Regions from separate parts of the Mus musculus genome. Here region 2 is linked to region 1. The links are chromatin loops, found by intact Hi-C in ENCODE. Cell type or tissue: heart. All regions are shown on one strand.

Region 1 (8,000 bases):
CTTTTTTTTCTTTTTTCTTTCTTTTTCTTTTCTTTTTTCCCTGAGTATTCTGTAAACACAGGGTTTTGAGCTCTGAAGAATGGTAAGGACTCAAAAGATCTATCTTTTTTTTTTTTAAGTTTTAATTGTTTCCCCTCTTCTCTTCAAACATTTTCTTGACCAAACAAGAACTGTAGTTTGGGCGGAGGTGATAACAAACTTTATAAAAAAAAAACCAGCAACCCGTGAAAGTTTTGTTTGTAATCTAAAAAACAAAAAAGCCAAACAAACAAAGAAGAAGAGAAAAAAAAAAAAAACCAAAAACCGAACGCCTAGAGGTAGAATCTAAATGTTTATAAATGAGCAAGTGTTGGTGAAACCATAAAAAGGATTGTGAAACTCCTTAATCGTACTGTGCATCATGTGGGTGTCAAATCAGACAAGTCACACGTTTCTGCAAATAGTTACATTTTAAACACTTTGCAGACTATATATGGGGACCAGAAAAGCAGGCGGGTTGAAAAAGGCCACTTTACAGAACTCTGGGAAGTGCTCCCTACATGACTTTTTCTTGTGGAACTGAAGATCCACCCAAACCAGAATTGATTCTTGATGCTTAACAGCATCCTTCCTGGCATCCTGGGTTTTGTCATTACCAGAGACTATGGTGTGTGTGTGTGTGGGGGGGGGTGTCCCTCTATTTTCCTAACACACCTGTTAATTCCAATCCTTCCTCTCTGAACCTCTATTAAGTAAAGGTGTCTACATTCATTGTTTCACTGAAGACAAGACTGCAGTATAGGTGAAACTTGTTGAAGATCAACGGACACTTGAAGTGGGGCACTGGAGGACTTTGAGTATTTGCAATTCCCCTTGAGAAGAGGCAGCTACTTTTGATTGGTTTCTATTTTAGTCAGTGATGCATCTGCAGTAATATTAAATGAACTAGATACAAACCCTGGGGCCTGTCCCCTTCCTGAATAAATAACTTTCGACACTTCAGTCCCTCATCTGTAAAGTGCAAATATTATAGGTGTCTTACAGTCATTGGAGGATTATGGCTGTATTATAATGCAATACACACAAAACATTCATGACCAGATCTTAGAAGCCTTAGGCACACACATGATTCAACAGCCATGAATGCAGATCTCCAGGTTACACCACAAGAGAGTACCTGGGATGTAATTTATACTTACGATAAATCATCATCTTTATTACTGTAAAATTCTGGAATTGGGCATTTAGTATATGCACTAATGTTTCCCCCATCTTTGCATCATCTCTAGCAACAAGGAAATCATGACAAAGTGTGCGGTCACACGGTGACTGATAAATTGTTTTATATTTACTTCTTCAAAATGTGCAATAAACTACCAGCTTGGTGGTTGAATATTTCCTTCTAGCAATACAATAAACTGTCGGCTTAGTGGTTGGACATTTCCTCCTAGCAAATTTGGCTGGAGGATGGATACAAGAAACTTGACCTAAGATCACCAACTTTTCCCTTTAAAAAGAAAGGCATAAAGTTTTAAACTTTCTGGAAATCTCTGGACTCCGATAAGCAACTATGCAGATTTACATTGATTAAAAAAAAAATCCACCATTCAATTTTTAAGTCAAGTAGTTGTCCTAATTAATTACACTTTCTATAATGTCAACTCAGGAAGTTATTTTTTTAAGGTAATACACGTTTTCTTTTCTTGACTAACAGCAGTTAAAAGAAGAGATTTAGAATTCTGTAATCTAACTTACAGTATACGTGTGGTGTTAATGTGCAAGCCTGAAAAACTGCAAGCACTAAATCCGTTTGGGATCGCAGGCTTGTGGGCAGAAGCTCTCTGAAGTTTCAAATGAGTGATGCTTTAACCTGATGTTGAATTTCTAGAACAATAGAAGGTGGAGAAGATATCCCTCTTTTCTGGAAAGGCCAGAAACCATTCTCCTGGGTGGATTCTTGCCTATCTATGATCTGGGGCCCAGTAACCTCCATCTTTTCACTTAAGTCTAGTCCGGCCTGGCCTAGACTTTTCTCTCTCTTTCAAATCACCCTACAACGTTCATCCCAAGTTCCCCAACAGAAAGAAAATTATTTCTCTTTTCAGGATTTAGTCCACAGCTTTTCTGGAACCTGTTTTTGAGAGTCAGAAAATACACCGCGCTGGAATGTGTCTTTTTACAGGTCTTTCCTTTAGGCTCCCGCGGGTCTCTCCGGTCCCCGCCACACTGAGAATGGTCACTAACCAACTTATACACTAACCCTCCGTAATCTCCCCAGGTAACCTTTCTTTCTTCTAATGTCCGAAGCGTCCTTCCTGGCTGCCTTCCTTTTCCAAAGGTACAGGAAATAAATTCCCGAGGTGCTTCCCAGCAGCGCGGCCTTATTTCCCCGGATCCTTTACTGCCTCGGGTCCCTCACTATCCTCTTCCTTTCAACCGAAAAGCCCCTCTTTCCTTCCACCTGGTGAAAGTTCATCACCCAGACATCTCTTCCCCAAGAGTAACAACTGCCAACTCTCCCGGGTCACATCCAAGCGATAGAATACGTGAATCAGGGGAGCTTGAGCCGACTACCCAAGACTATCCCTGATTTCCGCCGGGGTTTTGGCCCTGGGTCGCTTTCTCCCCGAAAGCGGTGTATGTGGGTAGTATTCAGCAGTGCATAACACACACAATTCCTGAGCCCTAGAGGAGTTTGAGGAGGTTGGACAGAAAGCAGAAGAGATCCGCAAGTTTCCGAGCCTATCTCCAAGGGCCTCCAGCCCTCCCCCAGGTCCCAGGGCTGCCTGCCACTGCCACTCTGCACTCCCTGCGTGGCAGGCTGGAGACACTATCCTATCTGCACCCCAAAGTGTGGGCTATGCGGCCTGTCCAGGGTCAGTCGGTCAGAGAGATTACACGGGCCCTGGCCAGTGGGATGGAAGGCAGAGTTGGAGAATCTGCAAACAGGACGGATTAAAAGGATTCATGTTCCCTCCCAAACAATCCAAACGCACCTCTCCAGCACCCATCAGTTTTTGCTGCTAATCAGTCTCACTTGATTTAATAGTCCTCGCTAGGCCAAAGTCAAAAGCGGAGCAGTTTTTAGCCAATCTGGGGGCACTGGAGTGACCGGCGTCTCCTTTCCCAGCTACCTACCTCCCTATTCCAGGCAAACTAGGGCGGCGGACTTGTGAGTTTCTCCTGCCCCGGAAAAGAGCAGGGACTCGGGGAACCCTACCTGGCCAGCTCCAGTTTCCCAGAAAACCGGCGCGATCTCCGTGAGTCCGCGGAGCTGCAACTGCGGCTGAGCCTCGGGCGGCCACTCTGCGGGCCTCCGGCTTGTCCCCTGCTCCCGGCGCGGTTCCCCGGGCCCCCGCGTAGCGATCGCCTGCGCTGACTGGCCTAAGGGAGTCACGTGCAAGGGCGGGGGCGGGGGAGCCCGGACCCGGCAGCACCTCCGCCCGGCGCCCGCCCGCAGGACTCTTCCCAAAGCTCCCCCAACAGGCAAAGTCCATGCGCGCGGAACTCTCGGGGAAGGAAAGCACTCAGTGCCGGGCGCTCCGTTCTGCCCTCAGTGCAGCCCGACGTCCTTGCGGTTTGCTGCTCTGCCAAGGATCGTGTTTATTCTCCTTCTCTTTCCTCCCTACTCTCAGTGGTCCACGTCCAGCGCCCTGTTCAAGGGGCGGGGCTGGTAGAGGAGAAGGTGACCTCGCACACTGGGCTCATGGTCGCCGGTGGGGCACTGGGTCACCCGGGATGCCTTGCTAGCCTCAGATCTACGGGGCCCTTGAAGTGAGCTCGGGAGAGGGTCAGGAGGCACTAAAACCTGAACTGGCCCTTAAGGTCAGTGCCTAGAGACGCAAGCGCTCTTTTCTCCTTCCCACGAGCCGGTGGAGACTGCAAGGCGCCGAGAACCTCCACCAGCCCAGGAGTTTATGTATTTATACAAAACGCGCACCCCTCGCCGCCGACACTTCTTCCCACTCCTGCGGTCTCCCGTCCCTTCTCATCACTCCCTGTAGCCCTCACCGACTGGGGTCCAATCAAAAGGATGAAGTGGGGGTGGGGAGCCTGGTCTCTAACCTTAGAGCCCATTCAAGGACTGTAGTTCCTTCCCTAGGGTGGGGGTAGGGAGGGTGCCAGACCTTAGTTTGGAGTCGGCGTCAGTGCCTGTAGGCCCTGGCGCAGTGGAGCTGTGAGGGGAGAGTCCCTCAGACAGGTCTAAAGGTTAATAGAGCAATCACAGGGCCCTATTACCGCGTAAAAATAACCCATCGATTACCACAGCCTTCAGCTGCAGATAACAGCTCTCTGGTGGCTCTCGCGCTTTGGGCTAAACTTTTTTTTTTCTTCTTTTAAGCCCTCATTTCTCTCCCCGGCACCGGTTTCCAATACAAGATTAGAGGGGTCAGGAGAGGGCTGGAATACCACCTGGTAAGAACCCTGTGCAGCCCGAGAAGGCTCGGGATGGCACCGGCTCCCGCAGTTCGAGGACTGACTGCAGATTGCTATTGCTATTGCCCCGCCAGTGCAAAAGCAACCCAGGCGCTAGGAACAGGCTGGGACGCCGAGCCAATTGAAAGGGAAAACCCGTGGGACTTTGGCCAACCCGTGGGGATCTCAGGAAAATCCCAGAGGAAGGACTGAGCACGGCTGCGCCGGGGGAATTCTCTTTTCCAAACCGAAGGGGCCCGAGGTCCAGAGCGGCTCTAGAGGAGAGAAAACTGAGGCCCGTCAGGGGTGCTGAGCTGCCCGCACTCTGGCTTGATTTACCGAAGTAGCCCCGGGTGCCGCCAGTTTGAGCCCTTGGGCGCCCCGGAAGCTGGGGCCCCATGATTAGGGTCCCTTCTCCAGCCCCCCCCCCCAATCCTAAACAATGCCAGTCAGAATCAGGGCCTGCAGGTTCGAGATCTGGTAAAGTTTTAGGGATGGTATTCTGAGGATTTCAGAGGCCATCGCTGAGCATCAAGGAACCCTCCCACAACATCTCCTCTGAGACTCTCGGATGAATGCAGAGAATGGCGTGGCCCTTGCTTTATTTTACAAGAAACCCTCAACTACCTGGTGAGCAGAAGAGAAACGAAGCCAAAGGCCCACAGCCCAAGCCAACGAGGCGTGTCTGTCTCTCTGTCTCTCTCTCTCCTCTCCCCCTTTCTCTCCCTCTATCCCTCCCTCTCCCTCTCTCTCCCTCCCTTCCTCCTCCCCCTCCCCCCCCCCTCTCTCTTTCTCTGACTTGTGTGCCTTAGATCTCAGATTTGCCTCACTGTAGTGTCCCTCATAGACCAAAATGCGCTAAGCTCCGGGGCCAAACCTAGCGTTCCTGGTTTTGTTACCCATGAAGTCTGAAGCTCGGGGCTTAAGTGTCTGGGGGAACAGCCATGTGTGATACGCCTCTGTGTCGCCAAGGTCTCCAACAGCTGCCAGGCGACATTCTCCTTGTGTCTTAGCCATCCCCACCTCTACCCACCCAACAGCCTTCCTGAAAACCAAGTTCTAACGGTTTAAAGGAGGGTACCCCAGATAGTCTGGGGATACTTTGCTCAGTGCGATTGAGAGACTCAGTGAAGTCTCTTAGGGAATCGGGTGATCCTTCGCTCTTGCTAAGATCAGCCAAAGACCATCCCAGACCGCTTTTCCTTTCCAGGAGTCTCCAGGCATCTCCCGCTGAGCTGACTGCTGCGAGCGGGAGGCCCGAGACAGATCTCTGACTCTGAAGGCGCCTGGGACAGAGACATTTGTTTCAGCTTCCTGTGACTTAACCCCCACACTTTGGGTCCCACACAACAAATTTTTCCCGGTGTGTGGGCTGAGAGTCAAACCAGACGCGTTTCTTGGGCGCTTTTGGTTTTTTCTTCATTCCCTCCCTCCTTCCTCCCCTTGCCTCCGGTCCTTCAGTTGCTCCCTTCCTCTGCTGGAACCAGAACTAGGCGACCTCTGTGCGTTGCCAGGAGCGGGGAGCATTTCAAGGCCTTGCTGGCTGGAGATGGAGGGGGGTTATCGGCTCCTCTCAGACTAGGGAGGCCAAAGAGAGGAGGGGGGCTGGGCAACGCTGAGGATCAGACTTGGCTATTTTTAAGGACTATGTCACTAGGATGGGGTGGGGGTGGCTCAACCCGGCTCACGTTCCCCTTTCTACTTTCCTTTCCCATGGTCTCTGGGCAGAGGCGGCAGGCTCACCTTCAACCTTCTTAGATCTTTTTGCTCAGAGTGAAGGTGGAGAGTCTAATGATCCAGCCTTAAGTCTGTAGCTTTCCGTAATAAGACTGATTTAGGTGAGCCGTATTCCTAAATAATCTTTGCAGCACAAAAGAATACATTTTATTTCTTGTTTCACGAAGGATTCTGAGACTTAAGCTGGCCTCTTAGCTAGCAGAAACGAAACTGTAGGATGAACACGATGTACGTAGGAATTGAGACTTGAATTTCCTCGAAGGGAGGGTGACGACGACACACACAAAACAAACAGCAGATGTTGGATTTCACACAGAGACCAAGAGAGATCCCCCCCCAGGAATTGGGCACCAGCAAGTGCCCTCTGGGACCTCTGTGATTTGGTTTAAACGGTGGTCAATGTTGGTCGTCACAATGTCCGCATTTCTGGAGGCAGATGCCCCTCCGAATTCAACGGGAATCAACTCACAAGCCGCACAGTGAGAGAAGAAACGAGTTCCGGAAAGAAACTAGAGCTTGGAGCTTGGGCAGTTTCCAGTGTTTGGTAAGGGAGCCAGAGGTAAGATACAGAAATCCAGCTTGGTCTTATAGAACAGATACCTCAGGTGCAGCCGTGCCTCTGGATCTACAAAGGACTTGGGCTAGATGCACAAAGTGACCCGCACTGAACGAATTCGGTCTCCTGTCCTAACAACGGAGCCTGACACCACAGACACCACGTCCCTTTCCTCTGTGACTGTCAGCCCGAATCTCGAGACTACCCTGCTCAAAGCAGAAAATTCCAAGAGAGCAACTGGACACACCACATCTTGTTTAAGAAAAAAGAAAACAAAAACAAAAAACAAAGAACCTGCAAGGCCAAGTCTATGTACCCATTCTTCCCCCAGCCCTGGACCTTCAGCTCTTGGGGTTCCAGGCAGAAGAGGGATGGTTGTGAATTCTCTGTGCCCACACATCCCAGAACTAGCCCCACACCTAGAGTCAAATCTTGAGGTTTCACCATAAAAGAAAATAGCCCTCTTTAATAGTTTAGCTTTTAAAGAATTGTTCAATGTTACAAAAAAAAAAAAAAAGAATTGTGCAATGTTGCAAAATGAAGGGGTGCCTTCCTCATAGATCTGAGAAAATGCTTCCCAGTGTTACCGGTCTGGAGACCAGTTGGTGGCATATTTCATAGTCACTTCTAAACTACAGGTCACTCTCCTACTTTACCTTTTTTTTTTTGATAAAACTTGCCTTCAAATTTCTGTCAAATTCCTAGAAGAGGCCTGAAAAGCTCCCCACAATTTTTCTTTGGGGACACATTGCAAAGGAAGAATGAGGAAGACAAAGCTATTATCTTCATCTTTAAAATGACACAGAAAGGTTGGGACTCAGAGTCTACGTGGTAAAGTGTGGGTGGAGGCAGCGGGTCTCCAATCCAAATTCTCACCTTATTTCTTAATATCCTAATAGTAGCTGTAAAATATTCTCTGTTACAGTCGTTTTAATTTTTTTTAGCCTCTAAATGTTGTTTCTTTTATTTAAAAATTCAATTTCAATTTAGAACAAAACGGTGCCTCACAATCTAAGAAAATTCAAAAAGCTTTTTGTAAAAAAAAGATTTTTTTTTTTTTTTTTGCTAAGTTTATGAATGATGGCAGAGGCTTTGTGAATAGGGACGGTCTTCAGTCCGGAGTACCAGTCTCGACAAGGTCACCATGTGGCCCAGGAGCCCAGTCCTGATATTGGCACCCCTTTCTCCACAGACACTCTGCTTCCTGCTTCCCAAAGGACTCCCTTACTCTTCTGTAGAGAAGGGCGCCCGTCCAGAAAGCGGGTAAAGGAAGCTACAGAGAGAGGGAGTTGCCCTCTTCTGGAGGTGAGGT
Region 2 (8,000 bases), 130 kb after region 1:
CCTGGGAATTCTGAGGCCACCCTCTGACCAGGCTACAGTTTTCTGTGTTATCTGGTTCCACTTCTCCGGGGACATACTAGCTGGGAAAGGCACGGCAGAGTCAGGGAAAGACTTCGCCCACCTGTCAGGGTCCCAGCAAGAAGGACTGTCAGGAAGCCCACCTTGAGATTCTTGGCTTGTCCACTGACAAAGTGAGAACAGGACTACAGCCTACGCCCCCCACCCCACCCCATGGAAGTGCCTGTGGGGAACATGTCTGAAGCCTAGGCACAGTGACACACAGGTGGCACTGATGGCCTGGGGAATGTCCCAGCATTCTTGTCTGGGAGCACAGTATTCTTGCTTCATGGAATGAAGAGAGATGGTCCCCTTGTGAGAGGCCCTGTCTTATTCCTGGATGTTTCTTCTCAGGGTTAAGTGTGACCTCAGGAGGTAATAAAGTCTCTGCTGTCCATGACAGCTATATGGCTTACGCACCCTCAAGTTTAACTGGGCAGAGTGTCCTGGATACTCTCAAGGGATATCAGGCAGAGATGTGACTCTATGAATCACGGGATAGTGACTTCTTCAAGACAGGGACAGCTGGGACCCCATCCAGCAGCAGGGCCTGCCTCTCCCTTTCTTGGTTCCTTCCTGTCATTTTTTTATGATCCCTCAGTCCACTTGCTGGCCTGTGGTTTGCTTGATGCCCCTGTTGCCCATTTCTCATATGAATGTTGTCCTCTGCCCCCCAGGGCTTCTTTCTACAGTGCTGGGCACCCGGCTGGTGTTGGGGGTAAAGGTCCCCATCCCGTTTCCTAGGGGTACAGTAGTGAACTACTATAGTCTGGGTGTCTCTTCCTGTCTGCTGTCTAGATAAGTAAAGACATCCAAGGCCAGACTCAGCACGGGAAGGCCCTACAAACTGGGTAGTGCCGTGCTGTCAAATGCAGCTCTTTTTGTAGGCGTGGCTGCTTTAAAGACACCATCCTGTGCTCTTGCTCCTCAGAGAAGCACCTAGTGGCTGCCTAGGGACCAGGACTTCTCAGTGAGCAGCCGGTCTGAATGGAGAGTTCATTCATGTCTATCTCATCACATTCCGGCTTTCTGAAGACCCCAGAGCATGCCACCATCTGTCATCAAGAAGCTGAGGCCAAGGAGTGTCCCCCACGCCACCCACCCCAGGTCCCCAGGAAAACACCTCCTTTGACCTCCGTTTCCCACTTGGGAGAGGTCCAAGCTCATGCTGGAATAGACAAGAGGTTTCCAGAAAGCATTTTGGAGCGGGACTGTGATTCCTCCCGATATCCTTTACAAGGCAGCCGTGGAAGACCGACAAATCAGCAAGGACTGTGTGAGACCAGAGGAGGCCTACCTCCTCCTCTCCCACCCCAGCACACGGTGAGCTTCCCAACCCTGACATCATCAGAGTCTTTCTCCAAAGATGGATGCCTCTTACCAGCTGCATGGTAAGTTCACTTCGCCTTTCTGGGCCTCAGAGTCTTCATCTGTAGCATGAGTGCTTCCCATGGTTGCATAAACTGGCACTCCATACTCAACAATGACTGTTTATAAAGGTCCCATTTGCATAGTTTGAATATTCTAAACAGTGTGTGTGGGGGGGGGGAGTGTCAACCTTTCTTTAATGATGTTCAACTCTGACTCAAGTTGGTTGTGGGTTATGCCAATGACCAGGTGGGAGGTCTGTGTGTCTCTCCTGTTTCCTGGGCTGCCTCCTGCACTGTCTCTCTGTCTCTTTATCACTTTGAGATGAAGGCTCAGAACAAGACACACCTGCTGTGGGCCCATTTCCCAAATGGGGAAACTGAGGCCCAGAGGTGTGAATTGTTGTACCACATAGCCTGTGGGAGGAAGTGCTTTGTCCTGAACTCAGGGTTTACCTGATCCCAGAAACCCACTCTCACCCATTTTGTAGGTGATGTACCCAGGTTCTAGGAAAACAAATGCCTGTCTCAGGTAAGAATGGTCCTAGGGTCCCCAGGCTCAGTCTGTATCCTTCACAAGCTCTGGGCAAGGGGCAATCATCATATAATCAGATGTTTCATACGTAGTCCCCTTGCCAGTGGCTCACACGGCCACCACTGTGTTGGGAGAACACGGACACTCCACAGCCACTTCCCCTATCATTCCTATTTTCTCTGCTTCCCTCTTTTTCTTTACATATCCCTCACCCACTCTCCTACGTGACCTTCGGATTGGGATATGGAAGGATCTTTGTCCTGAATAAATTTGTGAACATAGGGAACTTCCTTCAGTCAGTGCGGGCAAATTGCGACCCCTTGTGGGTTCCAGCATCACCTGGAAGGAGAAAGGCCCTCCTCCCTGAGAGGAGTAAGTCAGCCTTTGATGTCACCTCTACAGCAGACCTGGGGAGAGCCATGGGGAAGTCACACAGAGCCAGTTTTCCTGAGAAATAATATCCCTCAGTAGCTCACTCAGCTCAGCTGCCAAAATCCGGATCCTTGGGCAGTCATCAGTGCCAGCTGGGAACATTGAAATACAAAGCCACGGGTTGTGGATAGGGCTTAGGGGGAATGCTTGCCCGGCGCACATGAGGACTTGTATCTGAATCCTCAGTGCTCATGTAAAATGCCATCATGAGCGTGGGTGCCTGTAACCTTGGCATGAGGGGAGACACTGGGGGATTCTGAGGCCAGGAGGACTATTCTGTATAATTTGGGCTTGATGGATCCATCATCTTGTGCTTTGGTGGAACACGGAGTATAGGTAGGGTGTGAACCCAAGTGTGAAGTGTGTTGATCCCAGCCCCTCTGGAGGAGCAAGTGGGCTCACTATTGCAAGGTGCTGACATCTAAAAGGGTTGAGGGTTTATGGAGACTGGACCCTTTCTACTTATTTTTCTATAAACTTATCCCCCCACCCCACCTATATAAACAAAACAGGATGAATGGGAGACAGAAAAACAGGCGAGAGAGCCTCCACACTTGGGGAGATCACCGCCCCATCTCATGGCTTTCTGTCCATGTTCTAGGGAAACTTGGAACTCAAGGTGCTTGCGTCCATGGAGTCCCAGATACAGGTTTGTGGGGTGAGATCGCCACCTGCTGGCCAGGAAAGACAGTGTCAGTCACACCCAGTGTCCTTTGCTGAGGAATGGGGTAGGGTTGGGGCAAGGTGCTCCCCACCTCCTACACACATCTCGTGTGCCACATCTGTTCATGTCACTGGTAAAGACCAGGGGAAAGGTACAATTCTCATGACTTTATTATAGAAAAGTCCCAAAGTGTGCATGCAGGGATGGGTAGGGGGCACACAGCCAGGGGACCTGGAGGATTGACCCATAGTTCTGAAGCAGCAGACAGGGAGGCACTTGCTGATGAGACTGAAAAGGTGAGAGAAATGGGAGCTCTGATTGCACTCTGGGTTATGACAGCCTGACATCCTGTCCATCGCTAACTGGTCAGACTGATTTCGGGACTATCGGGGTCTGAACACAACTGGAGGTAAGTTCTAACACAATCCTTGCTCATTTTACATTCAAGGAAGAGACGACACAGAGCAGCAAAGTAACTTGGCCAAAGGCACACAGCCAGTGAAAGGTGGACCGAGGTTGTGCCTTGAGAGCTCATGCCTCACCATGAAGCCATCTTTGTCTCCTGGCTCCCTCACTTGAGAAGCAGGCACACCATTCTTCCCTGATTCTGCAACCTACCTGGAAGAAGAGCTAAGTGTGAACATATTAACCCAAAGTCAGAGTCCAGAAGGAGGCTCAGGCTGGGAGCCCTGAAGAGACCATTGGTTGCTAGGGCTGCAGCTCATATTGGCCCTCCGTGGCTGTGTAGAAGTCCTCCAACACCGACTGCAGGAACTCAAAGGTAGGCCGCTCCTCTGGCCGGCCCCGCCAGCACTCAGTGATGATATCATTGTACAACTCCGGTGGACATGTCTCCGGGCATGGCATTCGGTAGCCGTGCTCCAGGCTACGGATGACCTCAGGGTTGCTCATTCCTACAGGAGGGCAGACAGGGAGCTTCAGGGCTGGTGGTGCTCCAGGAGTGCAGTCACTGGCCCTGAGGGCACTAGACTAGGCCCTGACCGGCACTAGAAGGGAAAGAGTGGGCTCTGATACACTATGGCTAGTGTAACCCTGGAAGGTCACATAGGTGCCAGGATCGTAGTACTACTTTGGCTTTTCACACAGGTCTTCTTGTATAGGCCAGACTGGCCTTGAACTTGAGATCTGTCTGTCTCAGCCTCCCAAGGGCTGGAATCACAAGCTTGAGCCATTACACCTGTCTCTTACGCCATCTAATTCCACCNTAATCTCCATCTCCCTCTCCCTCTCCCTCTCCCTCTCCCTCTCCCTATCCATNTACNTCCCCCTCTCCCTCCCCTCCCCCTCCTCCTCCTCCCCCTCTCCCTCTTCCTGTGGCCCTGAGCAGTGTGCAGAAGGAGAGGAAGCCCACAATGCAGGGCTGGGCTTCAGTCCCTGTGACAGGACCCTGCTCTCACCAGTGTGACATACCCACAGTCAGTGAGCCTGGCGAGTCACCATCAGGATGTCCCAGGAGGATGGTAGGAAGGACAGGGACAATGCCTACCTGGGTAGGGAACGCGCCCATAGGTGACAATCTCCATCAGCAAGACTCCGAAGGACCACACATCAGCCTTGATGGTAAACACCCCGAAGTGGATGGCCTCCGGGGCGGTCCACTTGATGGGGAACTTGGCCCCTGCCAGGAAAGTGCAGTAGCTCCAGGGACAGCCAACCATCTACCCCCAACCCACAGAGTCCTGCCCCTATCTGCCCGTTCCCACTGGAGGGCCTGCAGGATGTGTACACTGGATACATGAGGATATAGGAAGACACAGTCACTTGCTACTATCCTAGGAGTTCTTAAAAACAGTGTTGATGTCCCTGGGTGGTGTGGTGCACACCTTTGATCCCAGCATTTAGGAGGCAGAGGCATTTGGATCTCTGAGTTCAAGGCCAACCTGGTCCACAGAGTAAGTTCAAGGACAGCAAGGGCTACATAGAGGAGCCTGTCTTTGAAAACCAAAAACCAAACCAAATCAAACCAAAAAAGCAAAAACAAAACCAACAACAAAACCAGTACCACCCATATATGCTTCCATCTGACTTACTGTTTTGTTTGATTTTGATTTTTTGGAGACAGAGTCTTGTGTATATCCCAGACTGGCCTCCAACTAGAGCGTACGTAGCCAGGGGTAACCTTGAACTCCTAATCCTCCTGCCATCACCTTCCACTGTGCTGGGATCACAGCCATGCACCAGCATGCCCCATTTATACTCCACTGAATATGAAACCACGGGCTTCATGCCAGAGAGGCAGTCTGCTGACTGAGCTATGTCCCCAGCCCTGTGCATGTCCATCTGGGATGGAAGCATCCTTTCCTATCTCACTCGGCCTTGTCCAGCGGCAGGGACCGTGGTATGGGCGGGCTTCAGTCCGTGCTTTCCTGCAAAAGGCAAACCTGACACTCAGACAGACACCTCTGAGGGCCACTGTGTGGAGGGATAGCAAGGCCCATCTCAGTTCAGACCGTGATGGCTACAGCCTTGGTTGGCACTGAGAGCCAACCTCAGGCTGAGGTGGCATTGGCCACCTCCCCCCTGATGGTTTCACTGTCTGGGGAGCCAGTTGGAAGTCCCCTGAGGGGGTTATCGGCCCCTAAGATGTGGCTCTCCTCCTGAATCCACTGATTAATGCACTAAACCAGTACTGCTTGCTTGATCAATGTACCAGAGTCCTCCTGCAAAGTCAATTTTCCTCACTCACAGTAAGAGAAGAGCATCCATGCAACCCTTCGGGTGCAAGGGTTGGATGCTCATGCTTTAGTTAGAGCTGTGTTTTCCAACCTGTGCTCCCTGACACCCTCCTTCCACAGGAGGATTTTCTCAACTTAGTCTGGGGATCAGAGGGTGAAACAAGGGGAAGAAAGTGCAGGTCTTCTCCTCCATCCTTCTAGATTTATATGCACTGGAGTCTCCAGGATGGGGAGGAGATAGCTGAGCATTCCAAGGCCATTCTGAATGAAGACTCCCAAGGGGCTTGAGTTGCTTCTCTGCCACCCCCTCCCATCTAGGGAAAGGAAGTGCTGAGCTGGGTGGGAAAGGACCAAACACAAGGACCATGGGTCTCCCTAGTCATCTCCAACAGCAAGGAGACATTCAAGGGGGCTCCAGAGAGTTGAGACGTTCAAAGGCTTTCGTGTGTGTGTGTGTGTGTGTGTGTGTGTGTGCGTGCGCGCGCGAGTGTGTGTACACTCACACACTCTGCTCACCCTCTTGGGCAGTGTATTCACTGTCAATGATCCTGGCCAAGCCGAAGTCAGCGATTTTGCAGCACAACGTCTCAGACACCAGGATGTTGGCTGCCCGCAGGTCACGGTGGATGGAATTCATGCGCTCTATGTAAGCCATCCCCTCTGCAACCTGAGGGGACAGGTCACATGGTGAAGGGCAGCAAGGATGGAGCCTACCAGCTCATAAGGCCAGCTTCACATGCCCTGCCCAGGGGAGAGAGAAGGTATCCACCCCTTCCCATGAGACCAACCCAGACTCAGGGCAGCAGAGAAGCTAGGCTGACATCCCCAGGCCTGTCCCCCTTTTTCAGACAATTGTCTCCAAGGTTCTGTGGACTGGGAATAGCAAAGAAGGCTGGGGTTGTAGATAGCCTCTAATGAGACAGGGAGGAGAAAGGACGAACAGGGCATAGCACGGAAGGGCAGGGCTACTCCCTCAGTGGACACTTCTCTCAGAGGAGCCAACCATGCCTTGGAATCACCAATGTCCAATGGGCTGGGTCACTTCCCTGAGAGGTCATAGTTATTACCCAGAGCACGAGAAGCCATCTCTGGGACCCAAGGTTAGGGTCAGTGTTGAATAAGGTGACTGTAGCTGAGGCCCTGCCCCTGCCCCTGCCCCTGCCCCTGCCCCTGCCCCTGCCCCAGGTGCTCCAGAGGAGCAGACTCTCACTGAAGAGGAGCCTTGTCTGTCCCAAGCACCTGTACCAGGCCATTAAGTCTTCAGTCACTCACTGATGGATGGAAAAGGTGACTTCAGCTCTCACTTGCTCTTGCAGGATGCCAGCTTCTAGATGGATCCTACTTGCCCAGGAACTTAGGTACATATACTATCAACTTCTCTCCTATTGAGCTGCACACCAGGCCCCAGTCCTGCATCTGTTTCCACAGGGCCCTGCTTTATGCATGAGTCTCCTCATTTATCCCCTTGCGAAACCACTCAGTCAATATGCATTTGCTAGTGTGGGACTCTGCGGGTTGGAAAGCCAGGGCTAACTAAACAGCTTCTATCTAGGGAGCCCTGGCAATGCTCACACTGTTAGCTAACACGTACGAATCAGCTTTAGGGAAAAAAAAACAAAACCTACACAAACATAGAAGACGCGAATCTGCGTCTGTAGAAAAGATGCTACAAAGCCAAAGGGGAGCCAGGACTCTCTCTAGATCTTCTCCCTGGTGCTTTGTACCCAAAGACATTAATGAGGCTTGTTCATCCATTGATGAGCAGCAAACTGCTCAAGAGCAGAGCCAACAACCCCTCCCTCTTGTCCAGAAAAGTCTTGGTAGACGTGGCCTCCGACAAGGGCTGGTCCTGGGACTCTGGTTGGAAATGTGCAGACAGGAAGAATCCAAGGCAGTCTGCACTGTATAGGACCACCATTCTTGTGGCTGCAGAGGCGGACCAGCTTCTGTCCATCCAATGCCTGACTCAAAGCCAGTCGCCAGGGTTAAGTTTCTGTGTCCATCCTAACAGCTGCATCAACAGATCTCTGCTACCCCAGTGGAAAAAGACACTGTGACCTCAGTTCCTGGGCTGATAGCAGCTGCAGATAATGTGGGACAGGGTCGGAAGTTAAAGTGGGCAAGTGGGTTAAAGTGTGGGTGGGAAGGCTCCCCTTTATAGCTCTCTGTGTGTTGACAGTGTGTCTCGCAGGCTGGCCACAGACCACAGCTTTCTTGCTGAGAGTTCCAGTTTCAACAGTCATACTCAG

The links. Peaks named below come from ENCODE experiments on the same cell type or tissue, not always from the same donor. Only the 100,000 strongest peaks of a DNase experiment are listed, where the experiment ranks them.
Region 2: it touches region 1 in a loop (2.6-fold over the local background); 2 of 42 quality-filtered maps call a loop at or near these places.

What each region holds. Positions count from the first base shown.
Region 1 is chr14:63,241,952-63,249,951 of GRCm38, forward strand. Gata4 (GATA binding protein 4) reads right to left here and starts at 3,320. Exons shown (of 7, transcript NM_008092.4): 1 at 3,200-3,320. In heart, a CTCF peak has its summit at 3,440; DNase peaks (open chromatin) are centred at 3,390, 3,970, 4,570, 5,840 and 2 weaker places; H3K4me3 peaks cover 8,000 bases; H3K27ac peaks cover 8,000 bases.
Region 2 is chr14:63,369,629-63,377,628 of GRCm38, forward strand. Blk (B lymphoid kinase) reads right to left here. Exons shown (of 13, transcript NM_007549.2): 11 at 6,268-6,418; 12 at 4,563-4,694; 13 at 3,209-3,969. The coding sequence ends at 3,764. Gm36165 (a long non-coding RNA gene) reads left to right here. Exons shown (of 4, transcript XR_874703.1): 2 at 989-1,448; 3 at 2,993-3,040; 4 at 3,504-3,568. Gm46458 (predicted gene, 46458) reads right to left here and starts at 1,525. Exons shown (of 2, transcript NR_168493.1): 1 at 1,439-1,525. RefSeq lists an enhancer at 1-217. In heart, CTCF peaks have their summits at 2,282 (motif pointing left) and 3,082 (motif pointing left); DNase peaks (open chromatin) are centred at 3,063 and 5,323; H3K4me3 peaks cover 2,369 bases; H3K27ac peaks cover 3,113 bases.